4 separate regions of the Homo sapiens genome follow, and regions 1, 2 and 3 are each linked to region 4. Evidence: chromatin loops called from intact Hi-C (ENCODE). Cell type or tissue: PC-3. All regions are shown on one strand.

Evidence for each region. Peaks named below come from ENCODE experiments on the same cell type or tissue, not always from the same donor. Only the 100,000 strongest peaks of a DNase experiment are listed, where the experiment ranks them.
Region 1: a loop joins it to region 4, with 15 times the contacts of the local background. A loop is called at or near these places in 8 of 110 quality-filtered maps.
Region 2: it touches region 4 in a loop (3-fold over the local background); 3 of 110 quality-filtered maps call a loop at or near these places.
Region 3: a loop joins it to region 4, with 2.9 times the contacts of the local background. A loop is called at or near these places in 2 of 110 quality-filtered maps.

Annotation. Positions count from the first base shown.
Region 1 is chrX:10,250,747-10,258,746 of GRCh38, reverse strand. No RefSeq gene overlaps it. Among named protein-coding and RNA genes, the nearest start is that of CLCN4, 98 kb to the right of the region's middle. In PC-3, a CTCF peak has its summit at 3,815 (motif pointing left); a DNase peak (open chromatin) is centred at 3,816.
Region 2 is chrX:10,446,225-10,454,224 of GRCh38, reverse strand. It overlaps MID1 (midline 1), which reads left to right. Exons shown (of 10, transcript NM_000381.4): 10 at 4,509-8,000. The coding sequence ends at 4,857. Among named protein-coding and RNA genes, the nearest start is that of MID1, 170 kb to the left of the region's middle. RefSeq lists an enhancer at 4,087-5,286. In PC-3, no CTCF peak of the experiment used is centred here; DNase peaks (open chromatin) are centred at 3,494 and 6,204; H3K4me3 peaks cover 411 bases; H3K27ac peaks cover 2,406 bases.
Region 3 is chrX:10,382,805-10,390,804 of GRCh38, reverse strand. No RefSeq gene overlaps it. Among named protein-coding and RNA genes, the nearest start is that of CLCN4, 230 kb to the right of the region's middle. In PC-3, no CTCF peak of the experiment used is centred here; a DNase peak (open chromatin) is centred at 3,614; H3K27ac peaks cover 1,333 bases.
Region 4 is chrX:10,613,011-10,621,010 of GRCh38, reverse strand. It overlaps MID1 (midline 1), which reads left to right and starts at 426. Exons shown (of 10, transcript NM_000381.4): 1 at 426-721. LOC124905245 (a long non-coding RNA gene) reads right to left here and starts at 1,310. Exons shown (of 2, transcript XR_007068391.1): 1 at 1,171-1,310; 2 at 1-864. In PC-3, CTCF peaks have their summits at 2,915, 4,680 and 4,882 (motif pointing right); DNase peaks (open chromatin) are centred at 420 and 2,740; H3K4me3 peaks cover 5,253 bases; H3K27ac peaks cover 4,544 bases.

The sequences.
Region 1 (8,000 bases), 360 kb after region 4:
TGAGAAAGGATCTAAGCATCATATCTTCACATCTGCCGTGACCAGCCACCCTTCCACTGGGAAGTAGCTCCACTCTCAAATTCATGTAATTCTAACAGGGCAAGGAGTTAAGACCCCCTTTCTTTCCCACAGACTGAGCACATACCCCAGGATAGGTCAATCCAAATCAATTTTGAACATTAGGCATGGGGTGGCCAAGGTCTCTTTCTCTGCAGTAACTCTAAGGACCATATAACTTGGAGCTTCTTGGGGATGTCTTGTCACCATGTGGATATACCTTTCTAAGAATCAGGCTGAGGCAAGCAGAATCAAGAGATGGAACAAGAGACAAGAAAATAGAGACCTGCTGGTTACGGATAAGACACCTATGGGCCACTTCAAATCCTCTTGGCCTCTGCCCTGACTCCACCAACTGCTACTGACACCAGTTCCATGTAGGCTTTGACCAGCCTCATGCAGGTGCAACCTGACAATGTTTTCCACCCTGAGACTCCTCTGAGACTGCAATGAGTTCATTTTCTACTCTGTAGCTTCTCTCTCATAAGACACCTGTTGAACTGGCTCAGCACTCACCTGTGCAACCCATCCATATGAGGGGTGCCAATACCCAGGGGGCCACACTTGATGAATGAGGGACAGAGCTGATGAATAAATGCTTCCCCCTTTGTCACCAAGAAGGGCAGTCCTGAGATGGGTTCTATAAGGCTCTCCTGAAGATCCCATATGGCGTTGAGCTCCAGTTTCCCATGGTGCCAGCCAACTCATTTTTGCATCCTTCTCTTAGGTCTCTTGCATTCCCTTTCCCGTGCTGCTCCCAAATAAACTACCCTCACACGAGCCTTTGTCTCAGCCTCCTTGATGGGGGAACCCAGTCTATGACAGCACTGTTTGAATACCTGGATCCAGCTGTTCTTCAAACTACTTCTTTGGACTTCCCAGTTCCTTGAGCCAACAAAGTTATAAAGTTTTTTTTTCCTTTGGTGTGTGTGTGGGGGGAGGGGTGGTTTGGAGTGTGTGTGTGTGTGTGTTTAAGCTAATTTAAGTCTTTGTGATTTGCAACCAAAAAAGAACTTATCAACACAACTCCATTTTCCTCTTCTAAGTCACCATCATACCTCCATGACGGTCCACCACCACTTCTACCTTTCCAACATCCCTCTACCCTCCCAGTTAGCTCTAGTAAGATGAAGTATCATAATTGACTCCTCCTCATCCATCTCATCCCACAGGTATGGGGATGCCAAATCTCCCTGGAGATGCCAAATCGCCTCCAGATATGAAATCTTTCAACCTTTCGGTGGCTTTGAATCTAAAGTGTGTCTCTTGTAAATGGCACACTGAGTTTGAAGTGCCTGAGGGATCTTCAGCTGCATCCAAACAGGAAGTTAAAGAAGCCAATCTGGAGTTCTGGAGATAGACCAAGGTCAGAGACTGGGGAGGGATGGTCAAAACCAAGACCCTGGCTAAGGTAGCAGACAGAGCTTGTACAGATGAGAAGGCCAAGGCTGGAGCCCTGCAAGCCCATATTTATGGGTAGGAGGAGGGCAATGCTCATTGTCACTTACCTCAAAATTACGGGCATGTCATATAGGCCCAGAAGAAACCTCAGCAGCAAAATAGCAGGTGCCACAGAAGGTGGAAAAGGATTCAGGAGGTAGCAGGACCCACACTGAGTGCTCCTTTCCTCACACAGGGACCCCCATCTGTCTGGGCATTGGCAAGAATCTGGATCTGGAGGTACAAGTGAGCCATTTCAGCATCTTCAGCCACAAGATAGGCATGCATCTTCCCTCTGAGATAGCTCTTTTGTCAGTGCCAATCAGATCACTAAAGGCTATTTTTGACTGAGGCAGGAACATGGTTTCGGAGCCTAAAACTCATTTTCTGCCCTCTCCTAGACTCAAATCTCTCATTTGTTATCCTAGATTTTCCATTTCTTCATTAAAAATATCCGTTTCTGGTGGCTATTGATTACTTCCATGGCAGAGTGACAGACCTGAAATCTATTTCATTTGGAATTTGCACACAATGAAGGACTCTGGAAATGTCTTCAGCTCAAATTGCATCAGGAGGGATTTCCAAAGGGAGAGGGCAAGAGCTGACGTCCCACAAACCTGGTCTAACTTGGCTTCAAGAGGATTAGTAAGTGTGCATCCCAAGGAGGATACAGTGTGAGGTTAGCTGAATAGAAGGGGAGGTGACAGCTGATTTTTGAGAAGGCATTTTGATGAAGTTTCTAAGCAAGGAAAAAATACTTGCTGACAGACAGCAGTCAATACTGTGATAGCAGACAATTTTCTGGGGCTTTGACTAGGAAAGCATTTTGTCTTAAGCAAAGCATCCATATTGCAAATGCCAGACAGTTAGCATAGGCAGCACACAGTCACGACATTTGAAACTTTGGATGTTGGAGTTCACTGCTCTTCTAATTCTTTCTAAACATACTGCTTCTAATATTTGTCTTTGAAGATTATATCATAAAAGACAAGACAAATTCATTGGTCACTGTTCCCAAAACATTAGTTTGCCAAAACTGAACTATGTATCACAAGAATAAATAGAATCGGATCCCTGGTGCTTGCATTTTGCAGGACTGTGTACTCCAGTAAGATGGTTGGGGGTGTGGAGGAGTAGAGGAGCTAAACTTCAAGATGCAAAGGGCAAAAACATTCGTTTCAGCTCCCTGATCCTGGATATCTCTTTGGTCCGCATGTTAATTTGCAAAGAGAAGCTTGGCAGTGCCCATTTTTCTAAGCCTTGACGTATTAATCGGTAAATTAAAAAAAAAAAAAACCTATGGACTAGCTTAGCACAGAGGTGTCAAATGGTTCTTACTGCTTTCAACATCATTTCAACTCATTTGCAACATTTGCAAATGAGTTATACACAGTTTCTCAAGCTGAAAAGGACTAATTGAGTATCTGCCATACAATCAAACCAGAGGCTGGCAAATTATGGCCCGTGGGCCAAATCCATCCCACCACCTGGGTTTGTGTGGCCCACAGACCTTGCTGGAGCAAGCTGCCACTGTTAGTGGGGAGACCAGCCAGAGCATCACCCTCTGCCCCCTATTTCCCCCTCTGTTCCCACAACCTGCCTCCCAGGCCAGTGGCACTGATCAGGGCCCACACTGGACACCGCCTACACAGTGAGGTCTCTGCTGTGGGCGACTGCTGGGCTTCAAGCAGTCCAGGACCCTTCAGTCAACTGCCCAAGTTCAGATGGCCCAGTTCTCCAAAAGGAGAGAAGGGTGCACCAGAATGTCACCAGGGCAGAGAGCGAAACAGATCATGGTAGCGATCCTTCCCCAGATCCAGGCCCTCCCCCTTCCTCCCAGAGCCTATGGTTCAGATTCAAAGGGCGGTCACTTTTCCCCTAGAGAAAGTCTGCAGTAGATGGCACCTGGGCAGAAAGCTGCCTGCCATCCAGGACCAGCCACCCTAATCAAATGGGGCAGGGAGCCACAGGACTTCTCTCTCGTTATCTCAGAATTCACATGGTATTCTCAGTTTTGCCTTTTGGCCTGCAAAACCCGAAATATTTACTATCTGGCTCTTTGCAGGAAAAGTTCAGGACCCCTGGTATAAATTCCCATAAAACACTGGATCCAAATAGAGTAATCATTAAGGTGAGGAGGAGGCTGGAGAAGGAGAAAGCCCTGAGGGCCTATGTTGGGAAATCAGAGGTTCGTAACATGCATTTAAGAGAAAGATGCAAACTATAGATTTACATAACTGAATCCACAAACTTCTGCAAGTTGCATTCATTTCTTACCTGTTGTGTCATCTGCACACCAGGCTTGGTTATGTGGGGTATTTGAATGCCACCTACTGGGCACAAATGGCCTCCAATCATTGGAAATGATTGTTCACACTTGAAAAAAAAAAGGAGGTAATAGCTGGCATCTGACTGCATTGCCCGCACTGGGTCACACTGCACACCACAGCTGGCTGAAGGGCTTGAAGTACAGGGAAAGGTATTCTCTGTGGCAATCAAATTTCTCACTCGAGCAGAGTTTCTCAGCCTCTTTGTGAGAGGGCTGTCCTGTGCTGTCAGATGTATCTCAGCCTCCCTGGCCTCTACTCATGTAGCAGACTGAATAGCGTCCTCTGAAAAGATACGTCCAAGACCTAAACCCCAGTACCTGTGAATGTAACCTTATTTGGAAATAGCATGTCTTTGCAGACGTCATCAAGTTAAGGACCTCAGGATGAGATTATGCTGGATTTAGGGTGGGTCCTAAATCCAATGACAGGTGTCCATGTGAGAGAAATGAGAGGATGATTTGAGATGCAAAGACACAGAGGGGAAGGCCGTGTGAAGTCAGAGACAGAGACTGGAGTGCTGCTGCTATAAGCCATGGAATGTCAATGACCGCGAGTGACCAGCCAGACCTAGGAGAGAGGCACAGAAAGGATTCTCCCTCAGAGTCTCCAGAAGGGACCAACCCTGCTGATATCTTCTTTTCAGATTTCTGGCCTCCAGAATTGTGAGATAATAAATTTCTGTTATTTTAAGCCACCAAGTTTGTGGTAGTTTGATACATACAACATCAGGAAACGAATACAACCTACTAGATACCAGTCGCGTCCTACCCCAGTTGTGACAATCAAAAATGTCTCCAGATATTGCCAAATGTCCCCCGAGGAACAAAATCGCTCCTGATTGAGAACCACTGTGTGAGCACTATGCCCTCCAATCTGAAAGGAAGGAATTCTGGAGCTCTGTGAAGGCTGCCCAGCCATCCTACAAATTGAACAGTAGGTGAATACCATTGACGTGTGAGGCAAATGGGAAATGCAACCAAACTGAGGGAGATGAAATGCAGAAACGACTAGGAACTTTCTTTTTTGTTGATGCAGACATTTTGTTGACACAGACATTCTCTGTAAACCACCACTAGACACAGCAGGAACCCTTTTTAATCCATTTTGATCACAAAACATTAAGAGAATGATTGTCTTCACTTTTTTGTGAGGTAGGAGGTGAGACCAATGTCCTAGAAATAGAAACTAGTGACCATCACACGCACTGGGAGTCCCTCCTGTCACACAAGCGTGTGCCACGGAGAAAGTGCAACAAAGGCATTGCTTCTGCCTCCTGACTCTTGGCCTCTTCCACTACCAGTTAAAGCAAGATGTTAACTTTACCTCTGTTTCTGGAAGTGAACTTGGGCCACTTCCAAAAAGAGTGTAGCAGTGCTGTTGCTGGGTAGAAGTGTGAGCTTGAGAATCAGGCTGCCTGGCTTCAGAGCAGAGCTCTGCCTTGCACTAGCTGTGTGAGCATGCTCAAGCCACAAAACCTTTCCAGCCCTCATGTTCTCATCTGTAAAATGGGGGTAGCCATGGTGTGCTCAGCTTAGAGTGAGTATTCAAAATGTAATGAACATCAAACAGGCTCAGCCTAGAGTTTGACTGGCATAGTAAAGTGTTCAGGAAATATTTGCTCTTATTACCCAGAATGAAGAACATTCATGAATTAGCCAACCAATCTAGTGAGAACATTAAAGATTTATGCTTTGAAGGCACTACCAGAGGAGCAGAGCTACAAAACCTTTGGATTCCAAGTGCCCCAAAATGGAGCATGTTTGGGCATTGAATTTTTGATTATTTGGATAAAGGATTATCCACACAAAAAAATAGTGTGGGTAATCAAAAGCAGAAGTTAATCCAGAAATAACTGAACTACAGTCAGCAAATGCCATCAACACAGATCTCACTCCCAGCAATAGATAACCTACCTACATGCGAGGTCAGGGTCTCTGCCCTGAGAGGCCGCCAGCAGATTCATGACAGAAAGCCTCAGAGAGTAGCCAACTCTGACCTTGATTTGGTTACAGTAGTCCACAAAGCTGATTTCTGAAAGCAAAAAGGACAGCTAAACATCACAATGACATTGGATCTCCAAAACACAAGTCAAAAATATGTAATTTTTAAAAATGTGAATAGTGGTTGTATTAGTTTCGTATCACTGCTGTAACAAATTACCACAAATTTAGCGGCTTAAAACATCAAAGATTTATTATCTCATAGTTCCAGAAGGCAGAAGTCTGAATGGATCTTATGAGTTAAAAACAAAGGTGTTTTTGAAAAGATCAACAAAACTGATAGGCCACTAGCAAGACTAATAAAGAAGAAAAGAGAGAAGAATCAAATAGACACAATTAAAAATGATAAAGGGGATATCACCACTGATGCCACAGAAATACAAACTACCATCAGAGAATACTATAAACACCTCTATGCAAATAAACTAGAAAACCTAGAAGAAATGGATAAATTCCTCGACACATACATCCTCCCAAGACTAAACCAGGAAGAAGTTGAATCTCTGAATAGACCAATAACAGGCTCTGAAATTGAGGCAATAATTAATAGCTTACCAACCAAAAGAAGTCCAGGACCAGATGGATTCACAGCCGAATTCTACCAGACGTACAAAGAGGAGCTGGTACCATTCCCTCTGAAACTATTCCAATCAACAGAAAAAGAGGGAATCCTCCCTAACTCATTTTATGAGGCCAGCATCATCCTGATACCAAAGCCTGGCAGAGACACAACAAAAAAAGAGAATTTTAGACCAATATCCTTGATGAACATCGATGCAAAAATCCTCAATAAAATACTGGCAAACCGAATCCAGCAGCACATCAAAAAGCTTATCCACTATGATCAAGTGGGCTTCATCCCTGGGATGCAAGGCTGGTTCAACAAACGCAAATCAATAAATGTAATCCAGCATATAAACAGAACCAATGACAAAAACCACATGATTATCTCAATAGATGCAGAAAAGGCCTTTGACAAAATTCAACAACCCTTCATGCTAAAAACTCTCAATAAATTAGGTATTGATGGGACGTATCTCAAAGTAATAAGAGCTATCTATGACAAACCCACAGCCAATATCATACTGAATGGGCAGAAACTGGAAGCATTCCCTTTGAAAACTGACACAAGACAGGGATGCCCTCTCTCACCACTCCTATTCAACATAGTGTTGGAAGTTCTGGCCAGGGCAGTCAGGCAGGAGAAGGAAATAGAGGGTATTCAATTAGGAAAAGAGGAAGTCAAATTGTCCCTGTTTGCAGATGACATGATTGTATATCTAGAAAACCCCATCGTCTCAGCCCAAAATCTCCTCAAGCTGATAAGCAACTTCAGCAAAGTGTCAGGATACAAAATCAACATACAAAAATCACAAGCATTCTTATACACCAATAACAGACAAACAGAGAGCCAAATCATGAGTGAACTCCCATTCACAACTGCTTCAAAGAAAATAAAATACCTAGGAATCCAACTTACAAGGGATGTGAAGGACCTCTTCAAGGAGAACTACAAACCACTGCTCAATGAAATAAAAGAGGATACAAACAAATGGAAGAACATTCCATGCTCGTGGGTAGGAAGAATCAATATCATGAAAATGGCCATACTGCCCAAGGTAATTTGTAGATTCAATGCCATCCCCATCAAGCTACCAATGCCTTTCTTCACAGAATTGGAAACAACTACTTTAAAGTTCATATGGAACCAAAAAAGAGCCCGCAAGTCAATCCTAAGCCAAAAGAACAAAGCTGGAGGCATCACACTACCTGACTTCAAACTATACTACAAGGCTACAGTAACCAAAACAGCATGGTACTGGTACCAAAACAGAGATATAGACCAATGGAACAGAACAGAGCCCTCAGAAATAATGCCACATATCTACAACTATCTGATCTTTGACAAACCTGAGAAAAACAAGCAATGGGGAAAGGATTCCCTATTTAATAAATAGTGCTGGGAAAACTGGCTAGCCATATGGAGAAAGCTGAAACTGGATCCCTTCCTTACACCTTATACAAAAATTAATTCAAGATGGATTAAAGACTTAAATGTTAGACCTAAAACCATAAAAACCCTAGAAGAAAACCTAGGCAATACTATTCAGGACATAGGCATGGGCAAGGACTTCATGTCTAAAACACCAAAAGCAATGGCAACAAAAGCCAA
Region 2 (8,000 bases), 170 kb after region 4:
AGGCTGGGAATAATTTCAAAAGGCCTGTTAGATCCAGCCCAGTGACTTTAGCCCACTGAGTTCTCTAAGAATAAGGGCAAAGGTCAGGACACAATTACATTGGAATTAGTTAACCTCACAAAGTTAACCTTGCCTAATCCACAGCCACAACTGCACCCCTTTGACCGTCTGTCTCACAAATGCCTGCTTGCTATTGATCAAAAAGGGAGCTATTTTATTTTTATTTAACAAGCCCTCATATGGTACAAGTATGTGCCAGGCACTGGTCTAAGCATTTTACAGATGTCAACTCATTTATTCAGCCTTACAGCCCTACAAAGGTAGGTGCTAATATTATCCACTTTACTGATGAGGTGACTGAGGTATATGCTGAAGATCACAGGGTTACAAAGCTCACAGGTGGCAGAGTCAGTAAGTCTGCAGTCAAGGGTCAGGCTCTTAACCAGCAGTCCACAAACATTATCTGTAAAGGGCCAGAGATTCAATATTTCTGGTTTTGCATGCCAAATGATTTTTGTCACTAATACTCGACTCTTCTGTTGTAGTGGGAAAGCAGCCACAGACAACACCTACACAAATGGACATGGCTGCGTTCCAATAAAACTTCATTTATAAAAACAGGCAGAGGGCCAGAGTTGGCCCCTGGGTAGTAGTTTGCTGTTCCCCGCTCTTAACCACCATGGTATGCTGCTATTCACAAAAGGGTGGTATATTTTTGAAATGCTATAATTACTCTCTAGGGTTTATGACAGTGTACGTAATGAGTGATAGCTGAATCCTTGCTTTAAAAAATAAAATCAACATTCAAAATTGCATAGCCTGAAGATGGTGAGTATAACAGTGTTTCTTTCAATATAAGCATGATAAAACACTTATTTATATATAAAAAAACCTTTCAATTCAAACCTATGCAAATAATGTGACATGGCTGAGTCCTTTATATTGTAGGTAGAAATTAGCCAAAAATCTAAGAAGTGAATTGTAAGCTTCCCATCTCTCCCAATAATGGTACATACTATATTGGCTGAGCGAGTAGGTTTTCCTTTGTTGCTATCCTCATAATTCTCTTTGCCTAGAAGAGTTTTCTGTTCCAACATCCTGCCAGAGGATGGAGGACAAATCCTTCACCCCACTAGGCTCTGGGCTAGATTGGCATTTGCAATTTTTAGCTGCAGTGGGGCAAAATTAAAGCACAAAGGAAAACACAATGGATGCAGGTACAAAAAAAGCAAATGTTTCTAGTTAATTAATGTGCTGTATTAATCTGGGATAGAATCCAGGGTCTAAATGATTATTACTCTATTAATAATTAATTATGATAAATGAAACCTGATCATTATGATCTCATTGCCATTGATGAATAGTTTGCAAAATTCCATCAGACCACTTCAGTTATATAAACACACATCAGCATTACCTTGAAAACACCCTCCAGATGTCAAAACTAACTCATGAGGGGGAAAAGAAATTCTAAAATTAATTGCTACACAATTAATCTTTACAAACCTGACGGTGTCAATTTCAGAAAAATCTTCATGTAGAAAGTCACTTTACATTTCCTTGGGGGGTATTAGCAAGGAAGGGGCACCCCCTACGATTAAATGCCTGTGACATCTTGACTTGCAACAGCTAATGACATATTTGCTTATGAAATATAGTCCTGACTTTAAATTGATGTGTACATTATGATCTGTGCAATGGGGCACGTTAACATTGCTCCGAGAGACATAATTTTTATACTTTGAATTCTCCGTGTCTCACTGCGTAACTTAATGGAACATTACATTCTGCCTGCACATTTCAAGCTCAATGGAAATATGTACCTAGTTTCACAGATTAATGATACTATAATGGTATTTTCCTTTGCTTAATGGACTATACACTTAGTATTTTCTTACTCTCTAATGCTAATGTGCACTTGGTGTTTTATGAAATGGTGTTAACTAAATGAGTAATAACGGGTTCATGCAAAGATTATTAGACCAGAAGGGGTGGGGGCAGCATACAACTCTGGATTTTGCTCCCAATTTTAATCTTCTGTTTCTACTTGCTACATGTAGTCAGCCATACCTGCCACAGCTATTTCATAGGGTTCAGTTAAGGTTCAAATGGGAAATAAACATCAAAGTAATAAAAAATAAAAATGCTGTGCCACAACAAGAAGGAAACAATACAGATGTGGTGATTTTGTGATGCAGGTTCCAAATTGTCTGAAAAGCGGAAATAGTATTCACTGGGGTATACAGAACATTTTTGGGGGGTGGGAGATACTGACAATTGCAAAATGAAAACCTTTCCAAAATGTATGTATTAGTCTGTTTTCATGCTGCTGGTAAAGACATAACCAAGACCAGGCAATTTGCAAAAGAGGTTTATAATGGACTTACTTACTTACAGTTCTATGTGGCTGGGAAAGCCCACAATCATGGCAGAAGGCAAGGAGGAACAAGTCCCGTCTTACATGGATGGCAGCAGGCAAAAAGAGAGCTTGTGCAGGGAAACTCCCCCGTTTTAAAACCATCAGATCTCATGAGACTTATTCACTATCACGAGAACAACACTGAAAGGACCTGCCCCCATGATTCAATTTCCTTCCACCGGGTCCCTCCCACAACATGTGGGAATTCAAGATGAGATTTGGGTGGGGACACAGCCAAACCATATCAGTGTATCAAATAAACAGATGACATTTGAGACCCTCGATGCATGCCACAGAAGGGAGCCAGAAGCTTACAGGACCCTGGAAGGGCTGGGGCATGAAGTCAGGGAGTCTGCTGCTCTAGTTCATGGAGTCATGATGAGCTGTAGCTGCTGCAAAGTTGCCCACAGCACAAGGCAGGTGTACTCAGGCGCTCATCTAGAAGCTTCCACCAACCGCACGTCTACTGTCTGCCATCAGGAAAGCGTGTTTCCCCTCCTCTAAGCACTTCTGGATCTTGTGCAAAGGCATCACAATAGCAGAGCCTGACCCAGACTCCTACAGGAAAGGGGATTCTGGGAAATGCAACTTGGATTCTCCTCATAAGCAGGAGAGGATGGACGGGAGGGAAGAGAGGATGCAACATTGATGACAGACAGGCCTGCACACTGGGCTTGGCAGATTATCAATTCCATCCTTCTTTTGGATTTAGTGATGGCATGTTGTGTTAATTTTCTTTTTAAACAAACACACCACTCTTAAAGTGATTGTATTTTAAGTCCAGTGTGATTTTTTTTAAAGAATGTCATTTTATTAAAGACCCATGAAATTTTTCTCTCTGCATTGGGTAAGGTACCATATGTTAATATCCAATTAGACTGGTTTCTGCTATAACATATTAAAAGTTCAACTGTGAGTCATTTACTCTTTATAAAGAGTGATGGGTTTTGTTTATCTTAATAACTGAAATACGATGAATATTACAGAGGCATGACTCAGAGGGGTAAAAAGAGATTAAGATGCTTAGAACATTGTAGAAAGCATTCTTTGGATTTTTTTGAGCAGCAAGAGAACATTTAGAATAACCAGAAGATCCGTCTGCTCAAACACGTTCAGAATTTTTTTTCCAGTATAATCAGAAAGGCTCTTGGCAGTGATGAACTGCACAATTTCTGGTTACGGATGGCATTGTAGAATGTAGTTCGTGTTTGTGGGTTTTGAGTCATCCTGAGTTCAAATTCTGATTCTGGTACTTATTGTTAATATGTGCCATCAGGCAATAATAATAAAATAAATAGCAGTTACTGAATATTACATGCCAGGTCCTGTGCCTGGGACTTAACATGTATTCTCTCCTTTACTCCTTAAAATAACACTGTATATTTCTCAATATACATGAGAAAATTGGGGCTGAGTAATGACAAAGGATTTATCCCTGCAAATGGGAATCATCTTCTGTGCTTGCCCTTGGCAAAGTGCATTCAGAATCAGAAAATGACAGACATGGTGTTAAATGAAAAATTATAAGAAGGTCAAAAGGAGAAGTCTAGGGTTGTGCTGTCCAGTATGGTAGCTATGAGCCACAGGCAGCTATTTAAATCATTTAACTTAATGAAAATTAAATAAATTTAAAGTTCAGTTCCTCAGTCTCACCAGCCGCAGCTAAAGTGCCCAGTAGCCATATGTGGCTTGTGGTTACCATATCGAGGAGAGCAGAACATTTCAGTCATTGAAGAAAGTTCTTTTGGTCAGCACTGGTCTAGCGAATTCATTGTGTAGATTTTTATAAGAGTGAAAAAAAGCAGCAAAACTCAAAGTTCAAATTCTCCGTAGTGTTTGAGCTGAAAACAGAAATGTGGGTAAATACGACGCTTCTTTCCACCCACTACTTTCCACCCACTTTCCATGTTTGGGAGGGAAGGAGATGAGGAACACAGATGTTGGGGTTCTTGCCAAGCTTTCACTTAAAGAAAATGAACAGGGACAACAAATGATCATGTTTTTATAACCCCTGAGGACCACAGAACGGATTTAACGTGCATGTGCAACATGGCTCATTGTTTTTGTTGTTGCTGTTTTGTTTCCGCAGGTATGCCATTGGTCTTGCTTACAAATCAGCCCCGAAGCATGAATGGATTGGGAAGAACTCTGCTTCCTGGGCGCTCTGCCGCTGCAACAATAACTGGGTGGTGAGACACAATAGCAAGGAAATCCCCATTGAGCCTGCCCCCCACCTCCGGCGCGTGGGCATCCTGCTGGACTATGATAACGGCTCTATCGCCTTTTATGATGCTTTGAACTCCATCCACCTCTACACCTTCGACGTCGCATTTGCGCAGCCTGTTTGCCCCACCTTCACCGTGTGGAACAAGTGTCTGACGATTATCACTGGGCTCCCTATCCCAGACCATTTGGACTGCACAGAGCAGCTGCCGTGAGCGTCTGGCCACATGGAGCTGCTTTCTGGGGAACAGTAAGGTTCAGGCCACTATTTAGGGGACTGAGAAAGCACAGGCTTCATGAGTGTAATGAAATCTCACCAGAAGTGTCCCGAAATCGGCTCAGATAGGGCTCAAAACAAGAGATTCCTCTCCTTTTACTGTGTCTTGTATTAAGTACGGGCTTTAATAATTTCTTTAATTTTTTTGTATTTAGAGGAAAATCTATAGATTATTTATAAGAGAAACATAATCAGGATTACAACTTTTAGGAATTACTTGGTTTTGCACATTAAGAGGCCCATAAGTTTATCAGCTATTTACAACCTTCATTTCATCACAATCTGTGGGCTTACAAAAAAACAAAAACTTTTGTAGTTTTGTATGTTACTCATCTTCTTACCTGATATCCCATGATGATCCCATGGTAGGTCTTCTCACCTCGATGGTGCATAACAGGATGTGTTTGAACCTAGTAGGGGAGGAAACAGGCTTTCTTACTCTGGTTTAATTTGAAGTGTTTTAATTGTGATGTCAAAAAGTTGTATCAGATCAACTAAAATGGAGAGCAAGACAGAGAATGAAAAGAGTTGATTTTGGACCTCGGACCTTGCCGTGGCTAAATCTTTACCTTCTCATAGCTGATGGGATAATGTTGGAAAGAAAGGTTCTGAATCCTTTGGCCACATTTTGCCCTGCTTCTCTCAGGGTTAAGGGTTCTGGAAGAACATTAAGAATGAGATTGCAATTGAAAATAGTCATTTTGAATCCTATTGATTATTCAAAAATTCAGGCTGATTTGTCTTTTATCAGAGGTAGGATTCTGTTTTATAGTATAGAATCTACTTTATCCTTCCTTTTAATAGTTCCTTTAGACCTGTGAAATTTCTTCACTACATTTAATAGTTCTCCTATTTCCCGCTCCCCCATATCAATTTTCCTTTTGTCTCCGGGGCTGAGTAAATAAACATGTTCTGTCACAAATAGCAGCACCACTTTGGATTGATTTTGCTCTCCAGGACATCAGCACATGGCCCTGATCAGCACTACCACATCCAAACATAAGTCACTGAAAAACACTTAATATTTATGAGTTGGTAATGACAAGGGACATTGTATAAAGTACTATTTGCTAGATTCATGCCTCAAAAGTTATTATAAACAGACCTTTATTAAACACATCTTGAAAGATGTAGAAGTCCCTCTATAGTCTAGTATAGTTTACAATAGAGTTGTAAGACCAAAAAAAAAAAAAAAAAATTCAAACTCGTTATTCAGGAACCTGCTTATAAAATGTCAGCTGGGATTCTTTGCATGCCAATCTGATGCGTTGGAATGGTCCATGAATTAAGGCTTTCTTGAGCAGTTCTTGGCCCAGAACTCTGGCATTGGTTCTAGTTTGATGAAGGGCATGACCTCTATAAATGGTTTCAATTGCTAAAATATTTACCTGGGATACTGGGTCAGCCATTTTGACTGAGCAGACTAGTGGATTTAGACATTGTTTTTAGTTATTTTGTTTTTAACCAAATCAACCAACTGCCTCCCTGAAATAAGTCAATGAACTCATTGTTTCAGCATCACGTGGCCAAAGGTCATGTGATTGCAAATCTGGATTTCAAGGGAGGCCAAGCCAGCTTCCTGGGTCCTTCCATCCTCTTCCCTAGCAGACACTCTCCTTTTTCTTAACAGATAGATTCTATATATTTACTATATTATTTATACCCAGATGAATATTTTGATAGATACCTAAGACAATTTCACATCTAAAAGATGGACGCCTCAATGGAAAAAAAACAATCTTTCTCTGGAAACCTTATAGGTTTTTCTTTTTATTACAATATAAAAGCAATGTGTGTTTGCCTTCTCTGAGTAAACTGAAAGGGTTGTCTCAGTAATTTTTACATACATTTTGGGTAACTGGATAATGGATATTTTAATGCACTTTGTACACTAACAGGTTCTAAATAAAAGGGTCTAAAACTCAGCTTCTGAGTTTTTAAAATCACGGTCTCCAGGTACCAATAAATGCTACAGTTTGCCTTATGATGTTAACATAAAACACTTAGTAGAAGGACAATATTTCCATGAAAATAATGTTTTTCAATATTAAGAAGTTACTACTCAAATTTTCACAGTAAGCCATTTAGGGTATGTTTGGCTATTTTTATAAGGACATGAGAGATTATGTCATAATTTTGTTGTGGAAGTCTCACTCTTGGCTAACTTAAAAGCATTGTGGATAGTAGCAGTTACTAGTTCCAGGTTGTCATATTTACAGGAAAATATGTATATGGTGAAAGGCCACCGTGTTTAATTACTATAATGATGTAGAAAAGATTCCCGTGTGAATTTTTTTTTTGAAAGTCTAAAAAATGTATGCTGTAAAAATTTGCTGCAGTGTAATTTTGCATTCTCTTTAAACTGATTGAGGTCACAGTATTTTATTATTTGGGGTCCTCACCACAGGAAACACTGCGATACAGGGGCAAAAGAGATGGCAGTGCCAATTAAATTAATACAACAAAATCAATGCAGCACCAACCAAGACTGCCAGGTCTGGTGTCATGGGTATGCCCAGAGCCCAGGAGTTCAGAAGGGCCCTAAGCCTGATTTAATGCTCTGCTGTTGATGTCTTGAAATTCTTAACAATTTTTGAACAAGGGGCCTGCGTTTTCACTTCGCACTGGGCCTTGCAAATTACATAGCGAGTGCTCATAAAAGAACTCAGAAACGTGGTACCTCTCTTCCTGGTGGATACAAATAAAGAAATCTGGATCCAAAGTTGAAAGTTGCTGGCGATATCATTCAAGTAGGACTCTAAATAGTGGATTAAGATGAGGGTGGGCCTGGGTGAAGATTCTTTCCAGCTTTAAAAGAAAGTGACTTCAAAAACTGACTGCAAATATTGACGATGGTTTCTGCTGGAGGAAAAGAAACAGCTTGAATACAGACAGGCTTTTTTATTACGGTACTGATATATTGACCTTAAACTTGCTGAGGAACTGAACTAACGTCCTCCAGTGACCGTGGAATTCCATCTCAGCTCCAGGAACATGCAGATACCTGCAAAGAGACACGCATATATGCTGGCATACATGTGCATTTGGTGTTGGGAAGTTGACCATCTGGTCTATCTTAAT
Region 3 (8,000 bases), 230 kb after region 4:
CATTCTGCAGATATGAACATTCTGATATCACTAAGTGACAGGCTGGAAAGGTGTCCATGCCTCTAGGACATCATCATGTTCTTTCCCCAGTCTGACCCTGCTGAAGCCCAGAGGGACTCTACATTGTCCTGATGCTAACAGCATTATCATGCATACCTTCTGGCCATTCTCTTTTATGTATCCATGTTTTCAGATGCTCTGCCCCCCGCCTTTATTTTTTAGTGTCTGGGGGTGCTCCAAATGTGCTCATAATTCTGTTTTATAGTAGTTAGAAATAAGAGACAGAGCTCCACTGACTTGCCCTGAGTCAGACATCAAAGCAGATACTCAATTAGAACGCAGGTCTCCAGGGTGTTTTGTTAAGCTCTTCCCTTTATTAAATGTTACACATAATAAATTTTCTAGGCAGCACCATTCCGGGAATGTACAGTATACATTATCCAGCACCCAGTGGAGTTAACTTTGCCACAGATGCCTTAAGACTCATTTCTGTATTTGCTTCTCTGTTGGTCAGTTTTCAAAAGAAACATTAAGCTTTTCACCCATGTAAGGCAGAGTACATCATTTCCCAAAAATGGTCTTTGGATGTGCTTACTCCTTTTCCACGTTTCCCGTCTTAGAGGTGATTCTTTTACAGCATCTGTCAGCCCACTAGAAACAACAGAATAAATTGTCCGAATACAGGAACCTCTTATCTAAATAAGTAAACAAACTGTTTTCTCTCCAAAGCCTTTGACTTTCTATGGGCCAGTTTAGTTAATAATAAAAACACATGAAATGTGTTTAGCGCTTACCCTTTAATATTAGCCACTTTACATGAATTTCTTTGCACCTTGCGACCACCATTCAAAGAGACTATTATTATCATGATTCACACTTTACAAATAAGAAGCTGATGTTTGTTTGTTTTTTGTTCTGTTTTTATTATACTTTAAGTTCTAGGGTACATGTGCACAACGTGCAGGTTTGTTACATATGTATACATGTGTCATGTTGGTGTGCTGCACCCATTAACTCGTCATTTAACATTATGTATATCTCCTAATGCTGGCCCTCCCCCCGCCCGCCACCCCCCCCCCCCCCACAAGGAAGCTGATGTTTTGAGAGGGCAACTAATTACCAAATGTGGGGGGGTCAGGATTTGAACCCATAGAGTCAACTCCAGGAAGTCTGGCAGCAAAGCTGTGCCTCACGGCCACCTCTGTATCACCTTCTCTGGTTACCACCAAGTCCATGTTTTGAAGTTATTTTCAAGGACTGCTCCAATTATCTATTGCTGCATGAAAAACCACTCCAACACTTAGTGGGTTTAAAAGCATGTATTATTATCCCTGTGGTTCTGTGGATGGACTAGGTTCAGCTGATGGTTCTTGCTCAGAGTCTCAGATGGTAGCTGTCTGTTGATCTTGAGGCTGGGGTCATCTGAAGCCTTTGCACTCATATGTGTGGTGTCTGGGATGGCTGGGATTGCTGGGGTTGGTCAGGCATCTCTCTCCATGCAGTTTCCCCGTGTGGCTAGCTTAGGCTTCCTCACATGGTGGCATTCTTCCCTCAGAGCAAGAGTTTTAAGACAACTTGGCAAGGCTTCTTGTGTTCTAGCCTTGGAAATTCCAGAATATCAATTCCATCATATTAAGTTGAAATGTTCTCTTTTGACTATTTTCTTTTATTTTGGAAAAAATAACTTTTTCAAAAATTTGGGTTTTCCTTTTTTTTCTAATGGAAAAAAAATTGAATCCAACTCTGAAAAGAGATTAGTTACATTTGTAAATGTAGTAATATAGGAAAAAACAAAGCGTTCTTCCCTCTCTCCACTCTCACATAGTCACTCAGCACTTCTGACACCAGAAGTATGGGGTTTTTTTACCCCACACTCAAAGCAATTTTTCAGCCAAATCTCCAATGGACACCAGTTAGGTATCCTCTAATTTGATTCAATTTCGACATGATCTACCTAGAGATAGCATCAGATCCCACAGTCCCACAAGATTGTGCCCCACTTCAGATGCCAGTAGCACACACAGGTTGTAGCCTGGACTTTTGACCTACCAGCTATAAATGGAGGCTCCCATAACCCCTTCCTTGGGCTTGATTAATTTGCTAGAACAGCTCACAGAACTCGAGAAACTACTAGTTACATTTACCAGTTTATTAATAAAGGACACAGACGAATAGTCAGATGAAGAGATACATAGGGCAAGGTCTGAAAGGGTTCTGTCCCCATGGAGCTGGGGTGTGCCACCCTCCCAGCATGCAGATGTGTTCACTTACCCTGCCTGAGCCAGTCCTTTTGGATTTTTATGGAAGCTTTATTATGTTGGCATGATTGATTAAATCGTTGGGCATTGGTAATCAACTCAATTTCAGCCCCTCTCCCTCCTATTGCTCCTACATCCTCCCAGGTTGAGGGGTGGGGCTGAAAGTTCCAACCCTCCAGTCATGCTGACCTTTCCTGTGACCAGCCCCCAGCCTGAAGCTATTTAGGGGACCCCGGCCATCAGTCATCTAATTAGCCTACAAAAGACACTCATCACTCTGGAGATTTTTAGGGTTTTAAGAGTTGTACGTAAGGAAACAAAACAAAGACCAAATGTGTATTTCACAATATCACAGAAAAGATGACTGGTTTCATTTTTATTGCTCTTTGTATGTGTAGATTTACATTCTGTTTCTCTTCTTAATCTTCCTGATCTATTTTTGAGCAAGTTGAAGACAACTTTTTCAAACAGAGCTCTAAATTTCATTCCATCCCCAGGAACACCACCACCAACAACAAAACAACAAAAAGTTCTATTAATAAATTGAGTCCACCACAAAAAGAATGCCACACTGTCTTGAACTTTATTGACAGAATCATCTGTCATTGATTCCTCAGCTCCACCCTTGCCTGCAGCTCAGCACATGGGGCTTGGCCCCCTAAAGCCATTCTATCATTTATCTGAGAGAATGAGCCTTTGCATCTGAACATTTCCAACAGTAATGGAAATACAAGAACCAAGGGACTTTGGTTTTCCCCAAATTCACCCAAAAAAGTAGACAAAGAACTCTTAGCCAAAGCTCAAATCCTTCGGTGACGATCAAAATAATGTATCCCATTTTTCCTACTCTAGTCATTTCATGGTTCTGAAGATGGTATCAGACCCTTATCTGCCAATGTCTTTGCTTTTGTTTCATAAAGCAGGTTTTCTTTAAAGGAACCCAGAAGGTAAATCTGAGAACAAAGATGCTTTTAGACCAAAAACCTTGTCTCTGTGAAAACACCTGTGACTAGAGAATACCGGCTCTAATCCATTGCTGCATCATAGATCACTGTGTCAGCAGCGGTCCTTTGTCTCTAACAGACAACAAAGAGACAGGGGTTCCTCTGCTCCAGCGCAAGCATCTATAGAATAAAATCCACCTGTACAATAAAACAGCCTTTTTATAAAACAAAACTTTCAGAGAGATGGAGTTAACTGAAAGAGGGATTTTGTTTGTTTTAATGAGATTTCAAAATGTTGACCTATTTGGGAAAGAAGGTTTAGCCCAACAATAAAAATTACCAGTTTCAATGGATGAGTCAGCCGTGTCCTCCTTCTTCCAGTTGCTTGGGATTAAGTCATTAGTCACTTGATTATTTTATCAGGAGAGCAAGAGTGGCCATTCTCCTTCTGGTTTGTTGTCTTAATGTTGACTAAACAAGATTGGCAGTGATTTATACCAAAACCAAACTCTCCTGGCTCACTGGAGGAGTGGAAACTATTGAAAGATGAAATGTAAGACATGATTTTCTTAAACTAAATTGAATCATTGTGCTGAACTTAATTCTAATTGTTGAAACAGCTGCCATTAACAAGCCAATTCTGCCTCTCTAGATTTCCACCAAATCCCATATCATCTTGTTTCCCATCTTATCTGGGACTGATTTGAGGAAATCATTTGTTTTTAAAAAATTGGGTTTTTTTCAGTGGGTGTCAAACATTCCAACCTGGTCTGAATCTGTATTTAAGTGATAAGTAGCCCTAAGTTTTAGCCTTGGGATCTAGTCCATTCACAGTCTGCCCCTTATCTATCTTTAAATTTCACCTGATTGTTCTCTTGTCTAAACCGCCCATGACAATTTGCCTAGTCTCACCACTGTAGCAAAATCCCATCTTTGTCCCACTGCAAGTGTGGCTTTCTTATCCAAAATGCCCTTCTTCTTCTTCTTGTCCATCCTTCTAGGCTCAATTCTAGTCCCAAATCTTTCATGAAGACATGCTTGGCAGCTTCCCTCCAATCTCTTTTTATTCTCAACATCTAATACTAATTGCTTGTACCTATTCAAAGATACCCTCCCCTATTGCCGGTATTATATCTGCTACAGTTCATTTGTAAGGACATTATTGTCTAGTTACAGGGGTTGCACAAGTCTTATAATTTAATTTTCCCACCTGTATTGTTTTTCCTCTTTTAATGTTCCTTAAAGTTTTGTTGAAATTTCTTTTTTTAATCCTCCTTGAAGATGGAGACTCTTTAATTCAGTTCAACAAACATTTATTGAATGCAATGACCTATTTACATTCATTTGAAAGAAAAACATTGCAGATTCCTCTAAATTCATTTTATACTTCTTACAAATAATTCCCTTCAAGTACAGTACCAAGCTTTCTTTGTGGCATCTACTGCTCAAGACTTCTTTTTTGCTATAAAAATTTTTACTTTCTTGAATTAATTTTTGTAAAAGGTGTAAGGAAGGGATCCAGTTTCAGCTTTCTACATATGGCTAGCCAGTTTTTCCAGCACCATTTATTAATGTTAGACCTAAAACCATAAAAACCCTAGAAGAAAACCTAGGCAATACCATTCAGGACATAGCCATGGGCAAGGACTTCATATCTAAAACACCAAAAGCAATGGCAACAAAAGCCAAAATTGACAAATGGGATCTAATTAAACTCAAGAGCTTCTGCACAGCAAAAGAAACTACCATCAGAGTGAAAAGGCAACCTACAGAATGTGAGAACAGTTTTGCGACCTACTCATCTGACAAAGGGCTAATATCCAGAATCTACAATGAACTCCAACAAATTTACAAGAAAAAAAACAAACAACCCCATCAAAAAGTGGGCCAAGGATATGAACAGACACTTCTCAAAAGAAGACATTTATGCAGCCAAAAGACACATGAAAAAATGCTCTTCATCACTGGCCATCAGAGAAACGCAAATCAAAACCACAATGAGATACCATCTCACACCAGTTAGAATGGCGATCATTCAAAAGTCAGGAAACAACAGGTGCTGGAGAGGATGTGGAGAAATAGGAACACTTTTACACTGTTGGTGGGACTGTCAACTAGTTCAACCATTGTGGAAGTCAATGTGGTGATTCCTCAGGGATCTAGAACTAGAAATACCATTTGACCCAGCCATCCCATTACTGGGTGTATACTCAAAGGATTATAAATCATGCTGCTATAAAGACACATGCACACGTATGTTTATTGCGGCACTATTCACAATAGCAAAGACTTGGAACCAACCTAAATGTCCAACAACGATAGACTGGATTAAGAAAATGTGGCACATATACACCATGGAATACTATGCAGCCATAAAAAATGATGAGTTCATGTCCTTTGTAGGGACATGGATGAAACTGGACATCATCATTCTCAGTAAACTATCACAAGGACAAAAAACCAAACACCACATGTTCTCATTCATAGGTGGGAAGTGAACAATGAGACACATGGACACAGGAAGGGGAACATCACACACTGGGGACTGTTGTGGGGTAGGGGGAGGGGGGAGGAATAGCATTAGGAGATATACCTAAAGCTAAATGACGAGTTAATGGGTGCAGCACACAAACATGGCACATGTATACATATGTAACAAACCTGCACGTTGTGCACATGTACCCTAAAAGTTAAAGTATAATAATATTAACATTAAAAAAAAGAAAATGGAAAAAAAAATTTTTACTTTCCCCAGATTTCCTTTTCCCATCTTTTCGTCCACACTTATTTCTTTGAGTGCATATTTTTGAGAAATTATATAATTCAATTAGTAAATTAAATCAGATACTGCATGCCCAAGGACAGTTTTATATACAAAGGAATGGTATGAAGAATTCAATTATTTTCTTATTCATATTTGTTGTAGAACAGAACTTTCTAAGAATCAGCTTTGATTCAAATAGTAACATGTTTGCTTTCAGTTTCAATCCATTTCATTTTCCTAATGTAGTGTTTTTCAGAATGAGGTTTCCAATGCCTACCTCACAACCACTCCTCATTCTTATCTACTTTTGGTGGAAAGAGGTTTTTAAAAATGTGTAAGTTACTCAGGGGAGTGTCCGAGAGTGATGCAAGGAAACAGTTTGCACTTGTCTTCAAAGGAGGGGTGAGAAAGTCACAGGCAAGGAAGAGAAAAGTGGGAAGGAGCCACCAGAGGGAGAAGGAACTCAGAGATGCATATCTGATGCTACCTTGAATGTATGGAAAATAGAGTTGCCAGATTTAGCCAAGAAACAAAACCACACACTCAGAAATGACAACAACAAAAACAGGATGTCCAGGTAAATTTGAATTTCTAATAATGGATAATAATTTCTAATAATGAATAACTTACAACATATGTCTCAAGTATTGCCTTATGGCATTGCTAGCATCCTACAATTAAATGGGACATACACTAGAAAACTATTTATTGTTTACGTGAAATTCAAATTTAAGTGGGGGTCTGCATTTTATCTTATAACCTTAACTACAAAGCCACTCATTTAAAAAGTGAATACTTTTTCTTGCCACCCTCTCTGTGTGTTTGTGATTGGCTTTCTGTCTAGAAATGGGTACCCAAAGGTCTACTGTTCTAGATGTTGTGAACTAGGATGGAGGGTTAAGTATATGCTATAGTTTGGATATGGTTTGTTTGTCCCCACTAAAAGTCATGTTAAAATTTGATCCCCAGTGTAGTGGCGTTGGAAGCTGGGCCTCATGGGAAGTATTTGGGTCATAGGGGTGGATCCCTCGTGAATGGCTTGGTGCCAGTCTCAAAATGGTGAGTGAGCTTTCATTCTCCTAAGGCTAGATTAGTTCTCATGGGTGTGAACTAATTACCAGGACAATGGGTCATCATAAAGCCAGGATGCCCATCAGGTTTTCCCCTCTTTGTACATGTCTACTTCCTTTTTGACCTTCTCTGTCATGTTGTGACACTGCAAAAAAAAAAAAAAACAAAGCCCTCACCAGAAGCCAGAGCCACGTCCTTGAACTTCTCAGTATGTGGAATTGTGAGCTAAATAAACCTCTTTTCTTTATAAATAACCCAGTCTCAGATATTCTTTTATAGCAACACAAAACAGACTAAGACAGTATAACTCATACGTGGTCCTATCCTTTGCTGCTGGGCTAAGGTGTATATTAAAGAATCAAGAAGCACCATAAAAAGAAATCATTATTTGGCTGCCCAGAAGGGAATGGTCTTGTTGGTGGCACTGCCTAGAAGGCAGTTCTTTAGAACCCAAAGGATGACTTTCCAGTCAGTGGTGAAGAGCCCTGGCCCTCCTCCAGGCTGAAGGGACTGGAACAGGCAGAGGGGATGCCCCATGCTTTGTAAGAAGTGTAGCAGCATCCAGAAGCACCCCTTTCCTCACTCGCTACAACCAAAAGTGTCTCTAATCATTGCCAAACGTTTCCTGTTGGGTCATATTGCCTCAGTTAAGAATTCCCATCCAAAGGGAGAGAAACCAAGGAATCTAGAGCAAGAACAGAATGGAAACACATACCTGAGAAACAAATGGGGTGGGCAAGGATTTGCAGAAATGGGAGCAAAACCTCATAATCATAGTAAAATCTCACCATTGAGTTGTTTACCCAGGAAGCCAGCCCTAGAGGACAGGGATCTAGTCTGTCATCTTCACTCCTTTTCCCTTAGTATCAAGAACAGTGTCTGAGCAAAGATAAATACTTGTTGAATGAATTATTATGTAAGCACAGTCATTCTATTATATAAACTTGCCTTCATACTCCCTAG
Region 4 (8,000 bases):
GTTCGTTTTAGTTAAGGTGTTACTCATAACAATTTGGTTTCCTTTCCAGTCTTTTGCAAAAGTAGGGCTTCAGTGCAAGATATCCTTTTAAAAATACCCTTGGGTCCTGAGTGTTGAACTTTTCTGGCTGAAATAATTTTGCACCTTCCAAATGTTTTAATGCTGTTAGGGAGCTCTTAAAATGCAAGGATTTAAGGCCCTTAGCTAGTTAAGCTTTTAGCAGAACTAGAGCTGTTAGATAAGAATAGAACTCATCCTTTACTTTTGGAGCTTTGGACATTGTTTCCAGCTGCTTCCAGTCATTTGAATCCCGAAAGCGCCCCTAATCCTCGCGGAGGCAGCCTTTCTGGCTCCCAGGACCCACCCCCTTGCTTCTGATTGGCGAAGCTCCTCCGCGGCCCAAGCCAGCCACCTACAACGTCTCTGAGAACTGATTTGAAATAAGAGCCAGGCGGTCCTCGCTTCCCTGCGACCGACTTTTCATAGGCTGGGGGAGAAAAGGTTGAGAAACTTGACATTGTCTCGAGCAGAGTGCGTGTAGCAACAGATCAAAGAAAAAGAGGACGAAAACGTGCTCTTTGCTGCCCGTAGATTTCGCCGGGTTGCTTTTGTCTTGCGGGCTCCTGTCGGGTTCGGTGTTTCCGCTCTGAAGACTGCGACGCGGGCTCCGATGCAGCTCGCTCCCTGCCGGATGGGTCATGGGATTCTAAACATGAGGCAGGTAAGCTCAGGCGGTTGCGCTGGCGGCGGAGGGGGCGGGCGCCGCCCGGGACCCCTGCGACGTGTTACTGCGGAGAGCTTGCTGGGTTAGCAGGCGCCTGGCCGTAGTCGATGCGTTTGGCGGAAAGACGGGGCTGCATTTTCCTAAGACAACCAAAGAAGCACATTTTACCTGAGCCACCCCGGTCTGGTCCTCGCCACCCGCCCCCACTTTTGCCTCTAATTGTGGTTGATGTCAGGCAGTCGTTGTAAAGGGCTTACAAGCAGTTTGTAGAATATATGTAAATCAATTCCAGTTTGCGGCCGCTGGAATGTATCGTGCAGGATGTATCTCGAGCTTTTAGTGCCTCTACCCTATGCTTTGGGCTAGAATAAAGACAGCTGAATGTCCTGAAAAAGAATTTCACGGGGCCTCTTATCTCATTTTGGTTTCGCATTCTGAGCACTTACTGTGTTTCTGGCGGAGAAGGCGGAACCAGCTTGAAATGAGCACAGACAGTCCTTCCAGAAAAATGCAAATTTGTTTTTCTGTTCTAGCAGTTTGGAAACTGTATTGCTTCTGGACGTGAGAAGGCAGCCCTGAAAGTAGTGAGCGGAGAAAGGGCTGGGGGATTACTTAAATGAGTCTTTGAAAAGAATTCTAAACCAACAGCTTCTTCTGTGGCTCTGGGGCATGATGATAAAATTCCTTATCAGTCCAGGAAGAGGTTTATAGCTTTGCTGTTAAGCAAGAAAAGGAAAGAAAAAGTGGATGTAGGAAGCCAAGGAGAGGGTGTGATTTACAACTCAATCAAAGTTATGGAAGAATTTTATGTCAATATTTAAATATCAAGAACAATACTCATATAAGGAGAAAACAAGGCTGGAAAAACATGCCAATAGGCTTGGAAGGGCAGGGATTTCAAGAGGAATGCTATTGCTTTTACCAGCTCTGAATAAATCTGGATGGGAAAGTTAGCATCTGTATCGCAACCGGAAAAGCTCTTCACTTTTTCTTCTAAGTGGGTTGGGTGCTCGCCACCCTGCACACTTTGGGGGAAGTGAGCTTTCCATTTAAGAGCGCAGGGGAGGGGTTTCGAACTTTCTGTCCCTTTCCCACAGCCTTGGGAGATGAAGCAGAGCCCCCTTCGAATGGTCAGCGCAAACCCTCCGCCTTCTTGCCCCCTCGCTTGTTCGCTCAGCAAGCAGGCTTGGCAAGTTTCAGTGAGTGCAGAAAAACACTTGCGGAGGAGCAAGTGCCGTCTGCTTGCAATGAATTGCCCTTGCCTTGGTAGGGACTGTGGGGAGGACGTCTTTAAGTTCTGCAAACTCACAGTCCAACCTCATACTTTTAATGTCTACTAAAGTGGGATGAGGAAAAGGAAGGAGAAGGGTAATTGGAAAGGATTGAAAAGGAAAAAGAGGAACGCAAAACATTTTTGACAAAGGTCCTTAGCTGGAACAAAGAAGTTATTTGATCCTGTGCAGAGCCACCTGTCCTCTCCTCGGTGGTGTCTGAGCTCAATTTCCAGAATCCCTGTTCCCACACAATTCCTCAGGAACCATGGCAGTCTCCGTGCCTTATGCCTAAGGTTTGCTTCCCCCAGCTTGGAATGGTTTTTCCCATGCCTAGTTTGTTGTGGCATTTACGTGAAGTTGGAAAACAGCCCAGTATTGAAATTTTAGGGGTACAAGTACACATATAGTGAACTCCTTAGTTATTTAATGAATGGGCAACTTTTCATCTCACAGCTACGTATGTCTACTAATTTTTTTGGCCTGTTCAGAACTTTGAAAGAGGGTGGGATGGAACAGGGGAGGAGATGAAGGAGAGAGACAGGATCATTGTTCATCCAAAGAACGAGGACAGTTTCCAGAATCTAGCATGTTGTTCCACTGCAGTCAGAACAAGAATGTAGGGAGGAATGAGATGGCAGTGTTATTGGCATGGGTTAATCCCTACTTTATTTGAGTTTCTCTTGGGGAAACCTGACTGTTGCATCCAGGCAGGGTGAGTCGAATTCACCAGCCAATTTGTCATCTCAGCCCGGCAGCTCCAGCTGGATTTACAGGGTTAACTATCAAACAGACCTGTGTGTCATCAGCTCAGCAATGAAATTGGATCTCTTTGCTGATGAGTGATCTGTCCCTAGGGCTGCACAAATGTTGTACACTGGTGTGGCAGCCCAGAAGAGACCCCTGCCTGCCACTGATAGCCAGAAATTCTGGGTAGCCAGAAATTGCCCGCAGAATTAGAAGGCTGTTTGCCTAGCTATAAGATTCAGAGGGGTTTGGGCTTCTGCCAGGTTGGCAGAAAAGGAACATTCCTGAAGCCACCACTTCAGGTGTAGAAGGATAGTATTCTTTGAGGGTTCCTAAGGCCACGGCTGAGTTAGGCCAAAGAAAAGTGTAAATCTGATTCACCTTGATCAGGAAGTAATTTTAAAATATGTGCCAACCTGTCTCTGCCCTCTGATCATAAACGGGAAACTTTTATGAACCTTCCTTGAGAAGGAATTTGCTCTGTTCCCAGGCAAAAGGAAAAGCATGGCCACCTGTTCTAGAAGCCTGGCCGAAAACAACAGGTTTGCCTGTGGCATTCCCGCAACTGCATATATCCTCCCCACATGGCAAGCCACCCATTGTCCCTACACACAAGAAGAACAAATAGTTCATTCTTGAGCTGGGGGAAAAATCAGATTCTCTAGGCAAAATTGCCTACTAGACATATTTTGTGTTTTTAACATCCTGATAACTTTAGAAAAAAAACTCTAAGGGAAGAAGGTGCATGATGTATTTCTGATCTACTAAAACAAAGTAAGTCACGTAGCTGCTAAATTCTTGCAAGGCCAGGATGCTGCTGTTTCAAGGAAGCCGTGAATCTGTTTGGTTAGCCCGTTCTGCATTCTTTAGATTGGAATTAAAATGCCCAAGGACATCTGGCTTAATAATGAAAGTCTTCGTATTAATCTTTCCTCTGAGGATTAGAAAGTCCTTTACAAACACGATCTATTTATTCTCTGCCACATCCCCAGGAGAGAATGAGGTGGCAATTTGATCCTCATTGAACAAATGGTGAGACGAAGGCAGAGAAAGGTTAAGTATAAAGAGACACAGCAAGTTAGGGGCAAGTCTGGGGATGAATACTCACCCACCCAGAAAGACTACCTGTGCAGGTTTAGGATCTCAAATGGCATTCTAGGGATTAAAACAGAATCTCTCTTACGACATTCTTTTTCTTATCATTCTGTAACTGGCAAGTATATTGTGTCCCAAGTATGTTGTATGGTTTCCTTCATTTGAAAGTCCAGACTCTTAACAGTTCAAAAGGCAGTTCTGTTCTCATTTCTCCCAACATTGAGATCAGGCAGCTTTTATGAAATCTAATAGAAAGATACAGTAACTAACTGGAATTTTAAATATGCATCTGAGAAATGTTCCCTTTCAACAGATGTTTTAAGTTTTTGCACATGGTTTATAGAGCTCAGTGTCTTCAACATATGTTAAAATTTTAATTTCTTCTCTGCTATCTCTCTTTCAGCAAATGTTATAATCATAAGACTTGCTGTCAGTTTAAAGATCCTTGTTGGTCATTTTGAAATAATTTTTTTGAGTCATGTTTTTAGTTCGCTTGGCTGTAGACCGCATAGGCTACAAGCAAATCCGTTAATTGGTAGTTGCATGTTATCCACAGACATTCCAGCAAGTTTTAAGGCTAAGTGCATATGTGGATGTCTCCTGGCTTTGATCGTTTGTGTGGTAAATAGACATCCAAGGTAGCTATGGCAACCTGGGCTGTGCGTTGGTGAAAGGAGGGGATTTAGTTACTGGACAAAGAGTAATTTGTTTGATTAGAAAAAGGTAGGGGCAAATCAGGACATTTTTAACCCACATGATTTGAGGATCCCAGTTCAATCAAATCATTTGGATTTTTCTCAATAGGCAAAAAGAAGTAATGGCTAAGCGCACCAGAGTATCTTGCAGACGTAATTTAATTATTTTTAAACAAGTGGTTGCTACTTTCCAAAAGCAATTTATACAATGAAAAGGAAGTACAATATATCATATAAATATCATCAATATCCCTATTGTACTAAGTATGAACGTTTTTATTTTCAGAACTTGATGGGACTTTGAAAGACCAGGATCTGATTAGAGGTGTGCATTTCAGTTATCTACCTGCAGGGGTCAGGCTTGAAGTTCCCGTGGTCGGAAGATCAGGCAGCGGACTTCACTGCAGGGAGCCCGAGGCAGAGTCAGAGAGAATTGCTCTGCTTATTTGGAACAATTAGTTAGCGATTCTTTAATCTTGTGACCAAAGCTACTATGAAAATGAGTTCATTCAAGGAAGAGAATATCAAATACGCTGTGATTAAAGAAAGGGCGATAAAGCCAGGTCAAACAGCAATCTAATCTCCGTTTACATGTAAGGCAGTTTATCGGGAAGATTCTGGCTCATTATCAATTCCTTTGATTTCACACAAAAGTGAGCTCAGCGGTTTTGTTCTAGAAATTTGTTTGCCCAGTTTTATGAGCTGGCATGTTATAAAAATTTCTTTAAACTAAAAAGGACACAATATTAGGGAGCCATCTGGATCCGAAATATTTTTCCCCCTCTGGAGGAAAATATTCCATTGACACAAGATCAGGATGGTTAATGGCCTCCAGGAGGTCAGGTGATAGTAGGAGCACAGAAAATTGAGGCGCAGAACAAAATGCCAAGAGGGGACTTTCCTGAAAAAACAAACCAGACCAAAGAAAATAACTTACCTGCTTTGCGCTATGAAAGAGAGGTTCTGAGTAAACATGGAAGAGGTGCTGATCATTTGTAGTACAAGTGGATGTTGAAGGTCTTATATTCAGTCCAGTGTTTATGATGAATATAATATAAAGGCTGTCCTTCCTTTCTTATATCATTCAATGACATTTACTGAGCACTCACAGAATTAATATATTCTGCCACATTATACGTGATTATTAATGTGCCAGGGCACTTTCTGGGTTCCAAATATGACTTTGGTAAGGCCCCTGCCCTCAAAGAACTTTTGATCTGGTGTACAATTTATTGTACCAGTAGCATAATGTAGGTTTTTCCATGGTCAAAATGGATGCTCATTAATATCTATATTTGTATGGGTAGGGATCCACTTGAAAAACTGATGGTATCCAAAACCTTACTGAACTTAGGAGACTTGAGAAGTGATTTGTAATTGTGAAATTTAGTTGATTTTTAGCCCACATGTCCATTTGTAGAAATTTATGACTTCTTACATAAAGCAGATTTCTCATAATTATTAAATAGTAATTTATTTTTCTCAATAGAGAAAAGTAACTCATAGGTAGTCCCCAATCTAGGAATACTTTATGTTTTAGGAGTTTGTTGTTTGAAACCCAGAGCATTTTCCAGCGAAAAATAATCAATCTGATTAATGTGAGATCAAGTTCTGTGTTTTGAGGACATGCCACTGTGTTATACAGGATGGAAACAGAAGGAGAAAGAATTGGCATACTTTTGGTAATAGGCCAGTCATGGCAATATTTGAAATAGGAAGTTCGTACTAGTTTTCACCTTTCTTTCTCCATCCTTCTGATGTCTTCTGGTCTCACTGGGGCATCTCCCCCAGGCCTGTCCTAATATATAGTGAATTCATAATTGTTCATCTTCCCACCCTTCCCTTCCCCACCTCCAAACCACTCTCCTGTTTCCTTTAGTCAATGGTCTCTACCACATGGCAGGAAAGAAGTAATATGGGTGAGCCAAAGCTCATGACTCTTATCCCTTTAACCCTTAGGATGAATCTTTAATTGGGGAAATTTCAAGCAGTGGAGCCTGGAGCTACAAAACACATGATTTTCCTTTCAGGGACAATATTTGGGGGCAGGGCCATGCCTTTGGCAGACAGAACTTGCTGGTGTGTCTGCCCGTGGGTCAGACCTCTTCATTTGTTCTTTCTCAGCAACCTGCCTGAACTTCTGGACCCACTAGGGTCTTTGTGAGTAACAGCCAGGGAGCCACAGGCCCCCAGTTGAGAGGGAATTATGGCGTTTGTGGGTTTGGGTTGTTTGTAAGTATGCTCTTTGTATGCTGAGCACTGTCTACTTGGATTAGAATAAATGGAAAGAAAATAGCTGTAGCATCCTCTTATCCACACGAGTATTTGAGTTGGTGTATATATTTCTACTCGTTTGTCTGCTTATCTTGGAACTGAGTTACTCCAGAGCAAGAGTCACATATTAATTACCTTTGAATCCCCAGACCCAAGCCCAGTGTCTGGCACACAATAAGAATCATTAAGTGTTCTACAGGCACATGCTGGGTGAATTTTAGTAAAAAAGAGAATGGAAAATGCTCCTTAAAATCCGAAGGGATATGAAGAAGAAAGGGCATTAGAAAGGTCCGGGAAACAGCAAGGACTAAATAGATCAGTAGTAGAGAAAATTAGCATAGGTTATGATTACTGAACTATATGTATATGGTTTTATATATATATAGTCCATTTATATACACATAGTCTCTCTCTGTCTGTCTGTCTGTCTGTCTGTCTCTCTCTCTCTCTCTCTCTCTCTCTCTCTCTCTCTATATATATATATATATATATATATATATATATATATTCCTTTCAGTTGTGTTCTGGGCAAGAACACAACCCAAAACATGGTAAGCAGCTTGGCTTATCCTCTGTTTGATTGTTCTGCAGAAATGATTACGAAATGGGTCATGCCCTCCAATAGCTCAAAGCCTAATCGCCAAGATAGAATCTGCTGCTTTCTCTCATTGAACCCAGCCTGATAGTTTAGGCCTTAGGTCCATGTGCAGTTGTTTAATTTTGCAGGTGAGTGGCATGCCCAAGGTTACTCCAGAACTGAGATAGCGTGTCTGAGAGAAGACTGAAGCCTTCTCCATGTAGATGGTGGCCACATTTTTCATAGTGAAGTTCAAGATTTGTGCCGGACAAAGCATTTTCATTGCTGGTAGGTGTAACAGACCAGAAGTTATAGTTAAAAATGACAAAATAGAAATTTCAGGGACATTTAATAGTTTATGGAAACAACAGGACTAATATATTACCAAAGGGTCTATGCGGTAGACTGTGGTATCTGTCCTATGTCAAGTTTTGGAGTGTTGCTTTGGTTGTGTGTATTTAGAAGTGGTCTTCCCCAAACAATTCGGAGGAAGGGGGATGTTACTGGGAAAATGGAATTCATTGAATGCCCTGCTGAGTTAATAATAAGTAGATGAATGGCCAAATAAAGCAATATATAGATGGACGGCACCACCAAATATTATTAATAGAGATTTA